2 separate regions of the Homo sapiens genome follow, and region 2 is linked to region 1. A link is a contact called in ENCODE Hi-C data. All regions are on one chromosome and are shown on one strand. The core of a region is the stretch at or near the end of the contact, and the rest is flanking DNA. Distances in the headings are between cores, read along the strand shown.

The links. Hi-C counts contacts between places; a loop is a spot of excess contacts on that map. Pooled maps may share reads with other maps.
Region 2: a map of ascending aorta shows a loop between it and region 1 (9-fold over the local background). The contact joins the promoter of GNS here to the promoter of MON2 in region 1. A Hi-C loop is called at or near these places in 2 of 168 maps with a recorded cell type or tissue (B cell and ascending aorta), 2 of 37 single-sample maps with no recorded cell type and 7 of 50 pooled maps.

The regions. Positions count from the first base shown.
Region 1 is chr12:62,464,154-62,470,890 of GRCh38, forward strand. MON2 (MON2 regulator of endosome-to-Golgi trafficking) reads left to right here and starts at 2,673. Exons shown (of 35, transcript NM_015026.3): 1 at 2,673-3,165. The coding sequence starts at 3,055. RefSeq lists a silencer at 2,375-2,694 and enhancers at 2,725-2,834, 2,830-3,329, 4,998-5,498.
Region 2 is chr12:64,755,295-64,762,031 of GRCh38, forward strand. It overlaps GNS (glucosamine (N-acetyl)-6-sulfatase), which reads right to left and starts at 4,112. Exons shown (of 14, transcript NM_002076.4): 1 at 3,791-4,112. The coding sequence starts at 3,982. It overlaps LOC124903113 (small nucleolar RNA U13), which reads right to left and starts at 5,679; the gene lies at 5,574-5,679. It also overlaps a transcript of TBC1D30 not described here. RefSeq lists an enhancer at 2,658-3,538.

The DNA of each region.
Region 1 (6,737 bases), core at 1,423-3,922:
CCCACACCGACATTTATAGGTATGCTACAATTTTGAAAGTATTTCTTGAGATACTTGAGAACAAAAATATGTATTTGAATATTTGGTTTTGCTATTGAAAGAGAAATTATTCAGTTTTTTGAAATGCTAACTCTTAACTTTAGCTGATTTGTTAACTTGTAGAATAAAAAATTATTTTTACCTTTGGTAACTTGCTTGGCTTTGGCATAAAGCCATGCATTGTTTCTGGGGCAGTATAATCTCTCTTGGCATATGTACATAAAAGGCTATTGTGTATTTTTTTAAAAGAAATTTACAGAATACTTGATATAAGTACTTGCTACACATTATTATTTTATTTTATTATTTTTTTTTTTGAGACAGAGTCTCACTCCCTCGCCCAGGCTGGAGTGCAGTGGTGTCATCCCCGTTCACTGCAACCTCTGTCTCCTGGGTTCAAGCAATTCTTCTGTCTCAGCCTCCCAAGTAGCTGGGACTACAGGTGCCTGTGACCACGCCTGGCTAATTTTTGTATTTTTAGTAGAGACGGGGTTCCGCCTTGTTGGTCAGGTTGGTCTCCAACGCCTGACCTCAGGTGAGCCACCCGCCTCGGCCTCCCAAATTGTTGGGATTATGGGTGTGAGCCACCGCACCCAGGTGCTACACCTTACTTTTAAAATTTGGCTTTTCAAATCATTAGAAGTATTGTTTTCAATCAATGAATTCCAATTGCATGTCCTCAACTCTGAACAGAGATGTAAAAGATTCTAACGATTTTGAGTTAATCATGCCAAAGTTACCAATAGTAAAAAATCCAAAAGAAAAGTTGGCTACATAGTGAAAGTCAGAGAATTTGATCCTATATCACTAGCCCAATTACTAAAGCATCATTTTTGGCCAGGTGTGGTGGCTCATGCCTGTAATCCCAGCACTTCGGGAGGTCGAGGTGGGTGGATCACTTGTACTCTGGAGTTCCAGATCAGCCTGGCCAACATGCTGAAACCCCATCTCTACTAAAAAGAACAACAAACAAACAAACAAAAAGGCCTGCGGTGTGGCTCACGCCTTTGTAATCCTAGCACTTTGGGAGGCCAAGGCAGGTGGATTGCCTGAGCTCAGTAGTTGGAGACCAGCCTGGGCAACACAGTGAAACCCCATCTCTACTAAAATACAAAAAATTAGCCGGGCGTGGCAGCCTACGCCTGTAGTCCCAGCTACTCGGGAGGCTGAGACAGGAGAATTGCTTGACCCTGGGAGGTGGAGGTTGCAGTGAGTGGAGATCGCGCCACTGCACTCCAGCCTGAGTGACAGAGTGAGACTCCGTCTCCACCCCCCACCCAAAAAAAGCGCCTCGTTTTTACAAGCTCCCTGAGACCTCAAGAATAATGTCTGCCATATATTCCATTTGAACTTTTTTGCTAAATTCACCAGTTTTCATACATAAAGCTTATACCATAGGAGGTGTCAAGTTTCCCAGAAGTTGTGTAATAGGCACAAATGATCAAAATTACTGCCCTAGGAGCTCTCTACTATTACCTCATCTGTCCCCTTTATCCATCCTTGCTTTGCTTCTTATCAGAAGGAAAAATAAAATAAAATTATTTAGCTTACAAAGTAGCTCTGTTACAGCCAAACAGCGCTATCCACTGACAATCTCATGGCTCACTGTCTTCCATCATGTCATAAGCTCAGCTGTCTGAAGGTGTTGGTTTCTTCATCTCTACTGTTTCTGGTTTTTCCTCCCTCATTTTCTGCTTTCTGACCAGCAGCTGCAAAATGTCTTGGGGAAAAAGTAGACCAACCTGGATCTTGGGGAAATACAGATGAAGATTTTTCTGTTTGGCTTTTGCCTCATATTTATTTGGCACTTCAGACCTGATGAAGGCTTTTATGTATCTGTGCCTTATTTGAGCCTCGAAACTCTGATTTTATAATAGAAGGGTATTCATTCAACAAGTATGTACTGATTACCTGCTATATGCCAGACACTGTTCTAGGTGCTGGAGATACACAGGAAACAAAATAAGATTTAAAAAGAGGAAGAACCGGCAGCCCAACTCGCGAAACTCTCCTTTTAGCTGGGAGCATCTGCCAGTAAAGGGGCCGGGACAGATCTCGTAGCGCCTGGTAGGTGATTGGAGGAATTTTGGCTTTTACTTTGAGTGAGATGGGAGGCCAGCGGAATGCGTGGAGCAGAGGGTAGTCTCATTTTAGAGATTAGGAAAATAAGAGGCTACCCCACAGTAAGTGCACCAGTTGCGTTTAAAGAAAAAAAATGTATATTAACAGGAGGTAGCCACTGATTTGGGGCCACTAGTCCAGAGATTCGAAATGAAGCGGGAGGAGACACGTTAAGATTAATCTACAGGGAAACAAATTATTTACACCGAAATACAATTTAACACAAACATACGCAAAGAGATATGCCAAGGAGTACTCGGGGGCTCTGTTCAGGCACTTGTTAATGAAAACGAAGCGAATCTTGACGCCTTAAACCCTGTCTAGCCTACTTGATTCCGGGGGTGGGGCTGTGGGAATCGCTGCCCACCCGGAATCCCGCCTGCCCCGAGCATGGCCAAGCCCCAGCCCCGCCCCGCCGACGGCCTGCCGCCGGGGTTGGCCGCGGCGGTGGCGGAGGCCACGGTACCCGGAAGTGCGGCTGACGTGTCCCGGCAGCGCTCGGAATTGTGGGCGACTCGGCTAATGGCGTCGGCGAGTCTTAGGGGCCTGGGGAGCTGGCGCTGAAGCTTCTTGCCAGGTTGGCTGGTGACACCCGGTGTGGCTGGGCCCCGCGGCAGCGGAGGGACCTGCCCGCCTTGTGGGTTTCTCGGCCAGAGTCGGCGGAGCCTAGCGGGACGGTGCGACTGCGGGGGGCGCCTCCGAGAAAAGCCAGAGGTGTTGCGGGGAAGCTGCTGGGGGACGCTCGAGCAGGCTCCGGGTTCGCAGCCCAGGGCCCAAGAAGCGGGCTGCTGAAGGACCAGAGACACCGGGAGGGAGCTGCCTGTGGCCCTAAGGAGCTGACCGTGCCAGAGCTTGTTTGTACCTCTCGGAAATTGGCTGGGACCTTGGAGGATCATGTCCGGCACCAGCAGCCCCGAGGCGGTGAAGAAGCTGCTGGAGAATATGCAGAGCGACTTGCGCGCCTTGTCACTGGAGTGCAAGAAGAAATTCCCACCTGTCAAAGAGGTAAGCTTCAGGTGACGTCAGGAGAAGGCACTGTGAGCATGCCTGGTCCTGTTAGACTCAGTGCTTCACCCCAGTTTCCAGTCCTAATTTTCATTCAGGCCTCACCTTTCCAGATTTGTGAGTCGGTGGGTTGTTCCACAAGGGCTTTTTATAGTTTCCACTGGAGAGGGCTGAGGCACTTTGATTTTCTCCCCTCTCCTGTCCTCCCAGTTTAGGAGTGAAGTTCATGAAGTGAGCCTATTCAGTTAATCCAGCTAGGTGTACTGTGCACTAGCCTATTCTGGCCTTTTTCTTACTTGAAACTGGCCAAACCAAAATTGAAAAACTTGTTTGTTGCTCCCCGAAACGAGTATCCACCCATCTTGTTGAAACCTGTACTCCTCACGTTTATGGCATATCACTGAATTGGAAACAATTTTCCTTCTGGTATATATCATTCAGCTTAACTCTGTATCAATCCTTTGACGTGTTAATAAACTATCCAGAGCCACCTAATTTATGAAGAATATTGAAGATCCACATAATCATGTTAAACCTTGTTATGAGCAGTACTGTAGTGGGAAGTTGGGCTTGCAGTCAGAGCGAATACACCTGAATTTAGTTCCAGCAATAAATCTTAACCTCTTTGAGCTTCGGGTTTTTTTTTCCAGCTGTAAAATAGGGTTAAAGGATGGTTTTATATTATGTATGGGAAAGATGTCAGAGCAGAAGGGTATTATTAAAGAGATCCCAGTAAATAATACATGGAAATTTAATTCTCCAAATAGTTCTTGAGGTGAAATATTTAACATTTGGTTACTATTTGCTTTTTCTCTTAAAATGCCATTTTAATTCTCTAAAAAAAAAAAACAAACAAAAAAACCCACCAAAAACAGGCCCGGCTAATTTTGTATTTTTAGTAGAAACAGGGTTTCTCCATGTTGGTCAGGCGGGTCTCGAACTCCCGACTTCAGATGATCCCCCTGCCTCGGCCTCCCAAAGTGCTGGGATTACAGGCGTGAGCCACAGCGCCCGGCTGTTTTTATTTTTATTCCTATTTAATGTAGTTTGTTTTACCTGCAATTTCATTTACTCTTTGCCCTAAAAATTCACCGAGGGATTTCATATTTACATACTTATTTAAATATATCTTTATTATTATGAAGATTATGTAATTAGAACTTGACCAATAAATTTTGGATTTTAGGCTTGTAAGGAATATTGACTTTTCTGTAAGTGCATTGGTTTTATCAGTTTTCAACAAACTCCATCTTGTATTTCTTTAATAAAGTATTACCCAGTGATGGAAACCAGATGTGCCACTTTTGGAAAGATGGCTGTTACGATATGTTTTATTTCACATAGTCAATAGTCTGTTTTGATATTGATTTTCATTTTTTTTATATCCTCTGTTGAAAGTTATAACAAGTAAATCTAAAGAATTAGGCTGTTTTAGAGAATTTTAAAGAATTAAGTTGTTTTAATTATAAGAGAAATGCTCTCATTTAGAAAATATCAAACACTATTTTGTAATTTCAACAATAATTTGTAGAACTGACTTCGCAGTTCTAATAATTCATACAAAAACTGTGGTTCCTCTATAGGCTGTTGTGGTCTAGCTTGGGAATTTAATTGCCATTTATTACATTTTTTTGTTTTGTTTTTTGATTTTGGAAATGGGGTCTCTGTGGCCCAGGCTGGAGTGCAGTGGTGCGATCTGCAACCTCGAACTCCCTGGCTCAGGTGATTCTCCCACCTCAGCCCCCTGAGTTGCAGCGACTACAAGTGCATACCACCACGACAGGCTAATTTTTCGCCTTTTTTTTTTTTTTTTTTGTAGAGACGGGGTTTTGGCAGGCTGGTCTCCTGAACTGGGTTCAAGCGATCTGCCCACCTCTGGCTCCCAAAGTGCTGGGATTACAGGTGTGAACCACCATGCCCAGCCAGAAGCTGCTGGAGGATCCCTTGAGCCCAGGCGGTCAAGGCTGCAGTGAGTGGTGATTGTGCCACTGTACTCCAGCCTGGGAGACAGAAGGAGACCCTGTCTCAAAACAAACTAACAAAAAAGCTTATTGGTTTTTACTTGAACACTGGCTAGAGAGATATTTTGTAATTGCACCTAGTCTTTGAGATAATAGCAAAAGTAATTCTTGTGATTATCTCTGATGCATAATTTTGTATATGGTACGTGTTTATAAGAATTTGTTGAATGAAAGCTTTTTGATTTCTTACCCAATGACACTGGGCACTACTTTAGGAATTGAAAAATGATCTTGACTGTGTCATAGGTTTAAAACAAAGAGAGTCATTAGCCTAATTATGATGAAGTTTTAGGACAAAGGTTTGACTTTCAAGAAATAGTTTGGCTGAATTAAATTTTCTCTGTTAAATTAATAAGAGTGCCAGATTTTGGCTTTTGTTCTTCAAGAAACTGGTAGGATTTTGGTTTTATTTTTCTCTTTGGTTGCCAACTAAACTTTAAGGCAAAGTCTAAGAAGCTAGTTAACAGAGACATTTTATATTTAGTCTTTATTTCAAATTTTTAGTCATTTCTGTCTTTTATGGCCATAGTGCTTGACTATTATTTTATTTATTTATTTATTTATTTATTTATTTATTTATTTATTTGAGACAGGATCTCTTTCACCTAGGCTGGAAGTGCAGTGGCAGGATCTTGGCTCACTGCAGCGTTGACATCCTGGGTTCAAGTGATTCTCCCACCTCAACCCCCTGAGTAGCTGGGACTACAGGTGCATGCCACCACACGCAGCTGATTTTTGTATTTTTTTTGTAGAGACAGGGTCTCACCATGTTGCCGAGGCTTGTCTCCAACTCCTGCGATTAGGCAATCTGTCCACCTCCTACTCCCAAAGTGCTAGGATTATAGGCGTATCCCAGGCTGCCCATGTAATTCTTTTTTAAAATTAATAATAAGCTGGATTTAAAGATTTCAAATCTGTTAGAAAAACCAATAAAAGAGTATTGATAAAGAATAGTGCTTTATTTACTGATATTTACTTACTGTCTTTGGACTTCTACATGGTTTTTCCTACCTTACTGTTTTCATTTATAACTCTATCCTTTGTATATTAAATTGTTGTTGTAGTGGCTATGGCTTTATTCTGTCATTTTATAATAACCTCTTTCTCTTTTTTTCTATTTTTCTTAGTTGTTATACATAAATCTTCATGTTTTAGCAGTATAACTTTTTTTAGTACAACTGTACTAGCTAATTTGGGAATATTGTATGAAATTTTTTCCTTTGTTTTAAAAATTACTTTGAAGCCTTCCATGATCACTTCTATGTGATTAATATTCAGTGGCCTTTAGAGGAAGACAACTCTGAAGCTTTATGTTTATGTATTTCATGAATAAAAACTTTCTTATTATTTCCTATTTGCAGGTACAGATGAGGGGTATCTAACTGAGCCTGGAAGTTGGAGGAGGGGAGTCATTCCTAGCAGAGGAAATAGCACACGTTGTTAGTATTCCATGTAAAATAAATTTTATACTGAAGATGATTGGAGCCATTAGAGCTTTTTGAAAGAGAGTAATATGATCAAATTGATATTTAGTAACATTGCCTTGACAGT
Region 2 (6,737 bases), core at 2,862-5,361, 2.3 Mb after region 1:
CAATGACATATTTATTCTCACACCTGTAATCCCACCCCTTTGGGAGGCTGAAGTGGGCGGATCACTTGAGGTCAAGAGTTCAAGATCAGCCTGGCCAACATGGTGAAATCCCGTCTCTACTAGAAATACAAAAATTAGCCGGGCGTGGTGGTGGGTGCCTGTAAACCCAGCTACTTGGGAGGCTGAGACAGGGGAATCTCTTGAACTCAGGAGAAGGAGGTTGCAGTGGGCCGAGATCGCGCCACTGCACTCCAGCCTGGGTGACAGAGCAAGACTCCAACTCAAAAAAAAAAAAAAAATTATTCTTCCCCTACCTTTCATCATAGTTTCTTCTTTCACTTGCCTGTGGTTTTGGCCAAATGTCACTTTTCTTAGAGTAAATGATTTTTTTTTTTTTTTTTTGAGATGGAGTCTTGCTCTGTCACCCAGGCTAGAGTGCGGTGGCACAATCTCAGCTCACTGCAACCTCCACCTCCTGGGTTCAAGTGATTCTCCCACCTCAGCCTCCCGAGTAGCTGGGACTACAGGCACGCACCACCATGCCCGGCCAATTTTTGTATTTTAGGGTTTCGCCATGCTGGCCAGGCTGGTCCTGAACTCCTGACCTCGTGATCTGTCCACCTCGGCCTCCCAAAGTGCTAGGATTACAGGCGTGAGCCACCGCGCCCGGCCATGAATTATTTTTAAAAGAGCAGCTTATGCTTCTGTGAAGAACAGTGTGTCCACCACACTATAATGATGTTTAAATAAAATCAAGAAAGTGATAAGAACAGTGTCCTGGCAAAATAAAAAATAAAAACAGAGTCCCACAGATACCTGGAACAAATACAATGAAATGTTAAAGACGATGCTACTATATAAAAGAGCATTTCAAAGATGCCTGAAAAATTCCACTATAAATCTAAATCATGTTGTAAATGCTATATACAATCCTTTGACCTGAGTGAGATTGGTGGGGGTTAACCACTATTTATTTTGCCAACTATGGCAGCAATCTGTAATCTTTTTTAGGTTAGAGCTCTTTCCACAAAAATGAAGATATTATACACAAAGTTTTACATGTAAATTAAGGAGTTCCATGATGTCACTGGCATCCCCGAATGTCACCTGCAGACTCTCTGACCTATGGTGTGATTATGCTGGTGTGGGTATGTGGAATGAAATCTGATTATTATCACAGTATTCTAGAATAGGAGAAAAAGCATGGTGATCTGAGGTCATAAGATACCCAGGCTTTGTCCAATATTAGCTATATGAACTTAGTCATGTCACTTAACCACCTTCCAGTTTTAGTTTCCTTTTAAGATAAGGATACTATGTACAGCAGAGGACTCCTGTGATGACTGAAGCACAAGTATAAAAATCCTCATACTCTGCTCGGCTCCAAGTAAGTTCTCAAATGCTCTTGTCCTAGCTCTTCCCCTTGGAGTCCTGTTTGACAATTAGTGGTAGAATATTCTGAAAAAGCCTAGAAGAGAAGCCAGAATTCTTGAGTTTGGAACATTAAGTTTGACTTATGCCCTCCACTCAATTTTGGTACCTCTCTCCAGTAGAAACACTTATTAAAAAAAAGAATCTGGGCCGAGACAGTGGCTCATGCCTGTAATCCCAGCACTTTGGGAGGCTGAGGTCCAGGAGTTCAAGAGTTCAGGAGTTCAAGAGTTACTTGAGTCCAGGAGTTCAAGACCGACTTGGGCAACATGGAGAAATCCTGTCTTTACAAAATATTTAAAAATTAGCTGGACGTAGTGACATGTGCCTGTAGTTCCAGCTACTAGGGAGACTGAGGCAGGAGGACTGCTTGAGACTAGGAGTTCAAGGCTGCAATGAGCCTTGATTGTACCACTGCACTCCAGCCTGGATGACAGAGCAAGACCCTGACTCAAAAAATCTGCTACTGGCTTAACGAAGCAAATTGGATTAACATACTAAAGAGACCTCAAATACACACAGACTACAGCTGTGGTTTATAAGAATTGAAGAAACAACTCTGAATACCTTATATTTAAGTAATCAATTTTGTTTTCAACACCTAAAAAAGCCTGACCTTTTAACTGAGTACTTAAGTCACTGCTAGAGAAGGCTTGCTTTTTCTGGACAAAACACTCTTCAAGGACACATTTTCTTTTTTTTAATAAAAAAGGAATTTTGTGAGCAGACAAGTAAGTGCAGTAGTTGGAAGAGTAGTGAACCTAAAGTGTAGGAGGAAAATTAAATTAAGACCAATGTCAACATGGCTTGGTAGAAACTAACAGACAATGAAGCATATATGGCAGGAAGAAATGTGTAGTCAAAATGCAAGCCTCTTAAAACATCAGCTATAAAAGACTCTCAAGCTCTTGAGCATCAACCTAAGAAATATATTTTACAACTCGGGAAGAAAGAGAGATAGATAATGATTACCTTTATCAAGTGTAACACACACACTCACACACATGGACCTTTTCTATTCTATTCTATTCCAGAGGAAATAAAAAATGTTGGTAGTTACTCACTAAACTGATTTCATAACTCACTCAAGGGTTGGGACCAGAGGTTTGAAGGACACTGAGCTAGGGTGTGTAACTACACAAGAAAAGTTAGGAACGTCTTGCCTGGAGTATTTCATAGTCTCAGCATTCAGCTGAAAGCAAAAAGAGAACTGAAACGAAGAAAGCAATAAAGCATTTGGTTTTAAAGCGAAGAGAGGAATGCTGAACCCAGGGTCAGAGGACTCTGCCTCAACTACTCATGTCTTGGGCAAGTTGCTTTCTGGGCCTCCATGGGGAAGGGGTTGGAGTGGATGTTTCCAAAGGTCACACATTCCATAATTCTGCAATACACAAGCAAAATTTACTCTGGAAAAAAAATGAAGTCTTGTGACAACACCCATTAGATAGAAAATGAAACACTGACAGTCTCTAATGCAACAGTCAGGTGTTCAATCACACTAATTGAATTTTCTTGATTCTTGTGAGGCAACACACACCCTCAATAGTTCGACGGTCGGCCTACCAGATTAGTTCACTTCAGGCCTTTTTTTTTTTTTTTTTTTTTTTTTTTTTTTGGAGACGGAGTCTCGCTCTGTCGCCAGGCTGGAATGCAGTGGCGCGATCTCGGCTCACTGCAACTGCTGCCTCCCGGGTTCAAGCGATTCTCCTTCCTCAGCCTCCCAAGTAGCTGGGACTACAGCTGCGCGCCACCACGCCCAGCTAGAATTATTGTATTTCTAGTAGAGACGGGGTTTCACCATGTTGGCCAGGATGGTCTCGATCTCTTGACCTTCTGATCCGCCCGCCTCGGCCTCCCAAAGTGCTGGGATTACATGAGTGACACACCGCGCCCGGCCCAGGCTTATTTTTATTGACATCAGATACAGACATTGTATACAGGCACAAACGTGGAGGTGGTCTAGGTCCCTCATAAAGGGGACTGGACTTGTCTGTGATCCTCTAATCCAAAAGAAAAACAATCAGGCCTTGAGTGCTCTTAGACAGCACCTGATCCTCATTGGTTCAACCCATCCTCCACTGGTCTCCACATGTTTATCTTGAGATATTAACGTAAACTCCACAGCAGTACGGTCCAGACTAGAAGCTCTGTGTGCTGTACGCATGTGCCTCAATCCAGAAAGGAAAAGAGTATTGCAGTCCCTTACACCGGCATAAAGGGCCTCAGGTGGGAAAACCAAACCTACCCAAGGATAAGACAGCCAGTTCGGGGAGGAGGGTGGTGGGGACCGGGAAAGAGAGCAACAAACCGGGTAGTCAGCCCAAGAGATAGAGGGGCGGGGCAGAAACAGAAGAGTTACCATGCCGCCGAGCACTTCGTCCTGGTCGTCCGTGAGGAGCAGCACCACGTTGGGCCTCCGGGTTCCCGCAGCCACCCCGAAGACCCCCAGGCAGCCGCCCAGCACCAGCAGTAGCAGCGCTGGGCTGCAGGAGGGCAGGTGGCGGGGGCTGCCCCGCCGGAGCCGACCTGGGGCTAGAGGCAGGAGCCGCATAGCGGACAGGCTCCGGGGTGACCCCGGGACGGGACGGGACGGAGGGACGCACAGGTAGCTGAAGGGCGAGAGGCCGACCAGCCGAAGGAATAAAAAGCCGTGCCTTGAAGGCCGGTGGCTGGAGTCAGACGTTTTCTCCCTAGGCGCGATCACGTGAGCCAGGGACAGGGGGCGGAGCACGCTGCGCGGTCACGTGACGGCCGGCGTGGGCGGGGCTGCGGACTGGCGCAGCCTGGAGGGAGGCATCAGGCAGTGGCGGAAAAGGGGCGGAGAACCGGAGAAAAGGGCGGAGAACCGGAGAAAAGGGCGGAGAACCGGAGAAAAGGGCGGAGAACCGGGAAAAGGGCGGAGAACCGGGAAAAGGTCAAGACCTGTACGTACCTCTCGCGCAGGCTCGGGTTGCGTTCTGGTAGGACGTACGTGTTTCTGAGCGCTTGGTGGAAAGATTTAAATGGGGGGAAGAGAAGATGAAAAGCAGGAAAGAGTTGGCAAATACTAACCAACCGATAAAGGAAGAGAAAGGAGGACTGTACATAACAGAAATTATCATCAGCTGGTGAGGAAAGTGGACTCTACCATATTTAATCCCCAAGTCGACGGGCACTTATTCAAGGCCCGGATGTTTAATCGTTTTTAATTTTCTCTACAACTTGTGAGATAAATCTTAACATTCTCATTTGGCTCAGACATTAAATTCGGAACTGGTTAGCTCTCTTAACTCCAAAGCCTAATTATGTTCTTCTTTCCTCAGCAGACATCGTAGTTTCAAACAATTTAGGGATGTCCTGACAGCTTTATCCTAATGGTTATCCTAATGGTCCTTGGTGACTTTTTAAACACCCTCTTGGAACATGTTGGAGGATGTGCAGATCGAACAAAAATCTTGAAACGTGGTCATCCAACTGCATTATTAAGTAATCTTTAGCGGGGAATAGCCCTTGAAACTAGCTCCAGATATTTCTGTGGTCGCTCTGGAATAATTAGACTTTGCCCCTCTCCTCTCACCGCCCACCGTGGGCGCGGTGGCTCACGCTTGTAATCCCAGCACTTTGGGAGGCGGGTGGATCACCTGAGGTCAGGAGTTTTAGACCAGCCTGGCCAACGTGGGGAAACCCCGTCTCTACTAAAATACAAAAATTAGCTGGGCGTGGTGGCAGGCGCCTGTAATCCCAGCTACTCGGGAGGCTGAGGCATGAGAATCGCTTGAACCCGGGAGGCGGAGCTTGCAGTGAGCCACTGCACTCTGGCCTCAGGGACAGAGCGAGACTCTTGTCTCAAAACAAACAAACAAACAAAAAATCACAGAGATATTCCTGGCAAGGTGAACTGTCAAGTCACATCCCCAGACCGATATAACAAGGTATACCTCCTTGCTGGTAAAAGTATTTTCTCTGAGTTGAACTGTTTGCCAAGAAGAGTCTCTTAAAACTCGTGAAAACTATTCCAGAACTTAAAGTATTAAAAAAAAAAACTCGTGAAAACACTATACTATAAGGTAAAAATAATGATGGAAACACGTTGAAACCTGATGTGTACAAGGATAGGGCTTATGCAAAAAAAAAAAAATTACCTTTATTACTTTGTTTTTTTCACACAGAGGGGTAATGCGCGGAGTCCTAACAAGGTTTGAGGTAGGGGTGGTAACTCACACAATAGCATGAAAACCCAATCATCAGGCTTATGAACCACAAAAGGATCTTAATACTTTTTTTTTTTAAGTAAGCCTACAGAAGGCAAAAGAAGCTTTAAAAAAACTGAAGTAGTTTTTCTGCAAGAAACAATTATGCCGGAAGTGTGGTCAGAGCAGTTCCTAGACAACCAGAATACTTGGTTACAGCCTTGGCCTAGGCCAATTTTTCAAGCTGGTTAGAATAACTAATCCTTCTGTATTCAGGTTTCAAGACTTCCAGGAAGACTTTCTTGCACAAAAAAATAACCTATTTCATCTGTATCGAAGCCCCAAATTGTAAAATTGTTTCTTTTCTATTTTTTTCAAGGTTAGATTATAAACTATTTGAGGCCAGAAATTGTGTAATTAGTTGCCCACTTTGTTCAGGATGCTGCTGTCAGAGGCGATTGAACCAGAGCAACTCCATCTTGAAAAGGGGCTGAGTAAAATAAGCCTGAGGCCTGCTATGCTGCATTCCCAGATGGTTATGCATTCTAAGTCACAGGATGAGATAGGAGGTCATAAAGATACAAGATACAAGATGCATGTCATAAAGACCTTACTGATGAAACAGGTAGCAGTAAAGAAGCCGACTAAAACCCACCAAAACCAAGATGGTGATGAAAGTGACCTCTGGTCGTCCTCACTGCTAAATTCCCACCCAGCGCCATGACAGTTTACAAACGCCATGGGAATGTCAGGAAGGTACCCTCTCTGGTCTAAAAAGGGGAGGCATGAATAATCCATCCCTTGTTTAGCATATCATCAAGAAATAACCATAAAAATGGGCAACGAGTAGCCCTCGGGCTGCTCTGCCTATGGAGTAGCCATTCTTTTATTCCTCTACTTTCTTAATAAACTTTCTTTCACTTTACTCTATGGTCTTGTCCTGAATTCTTCCTTGCTCGAGATCCAAGAACCCTTTCTTGATGTCTGGATCAGGACCCCTTTCCGGTAACACTGCTACACTAGTGCTGAAGAGACATTGTCCCTCGTTCATGGAATTTGCAGTCTAATGGCAGAGAGATGGACAATCTAATCTTGTATCTTGTATATGATTACAAATAGACATGCTATGAAGGAAAA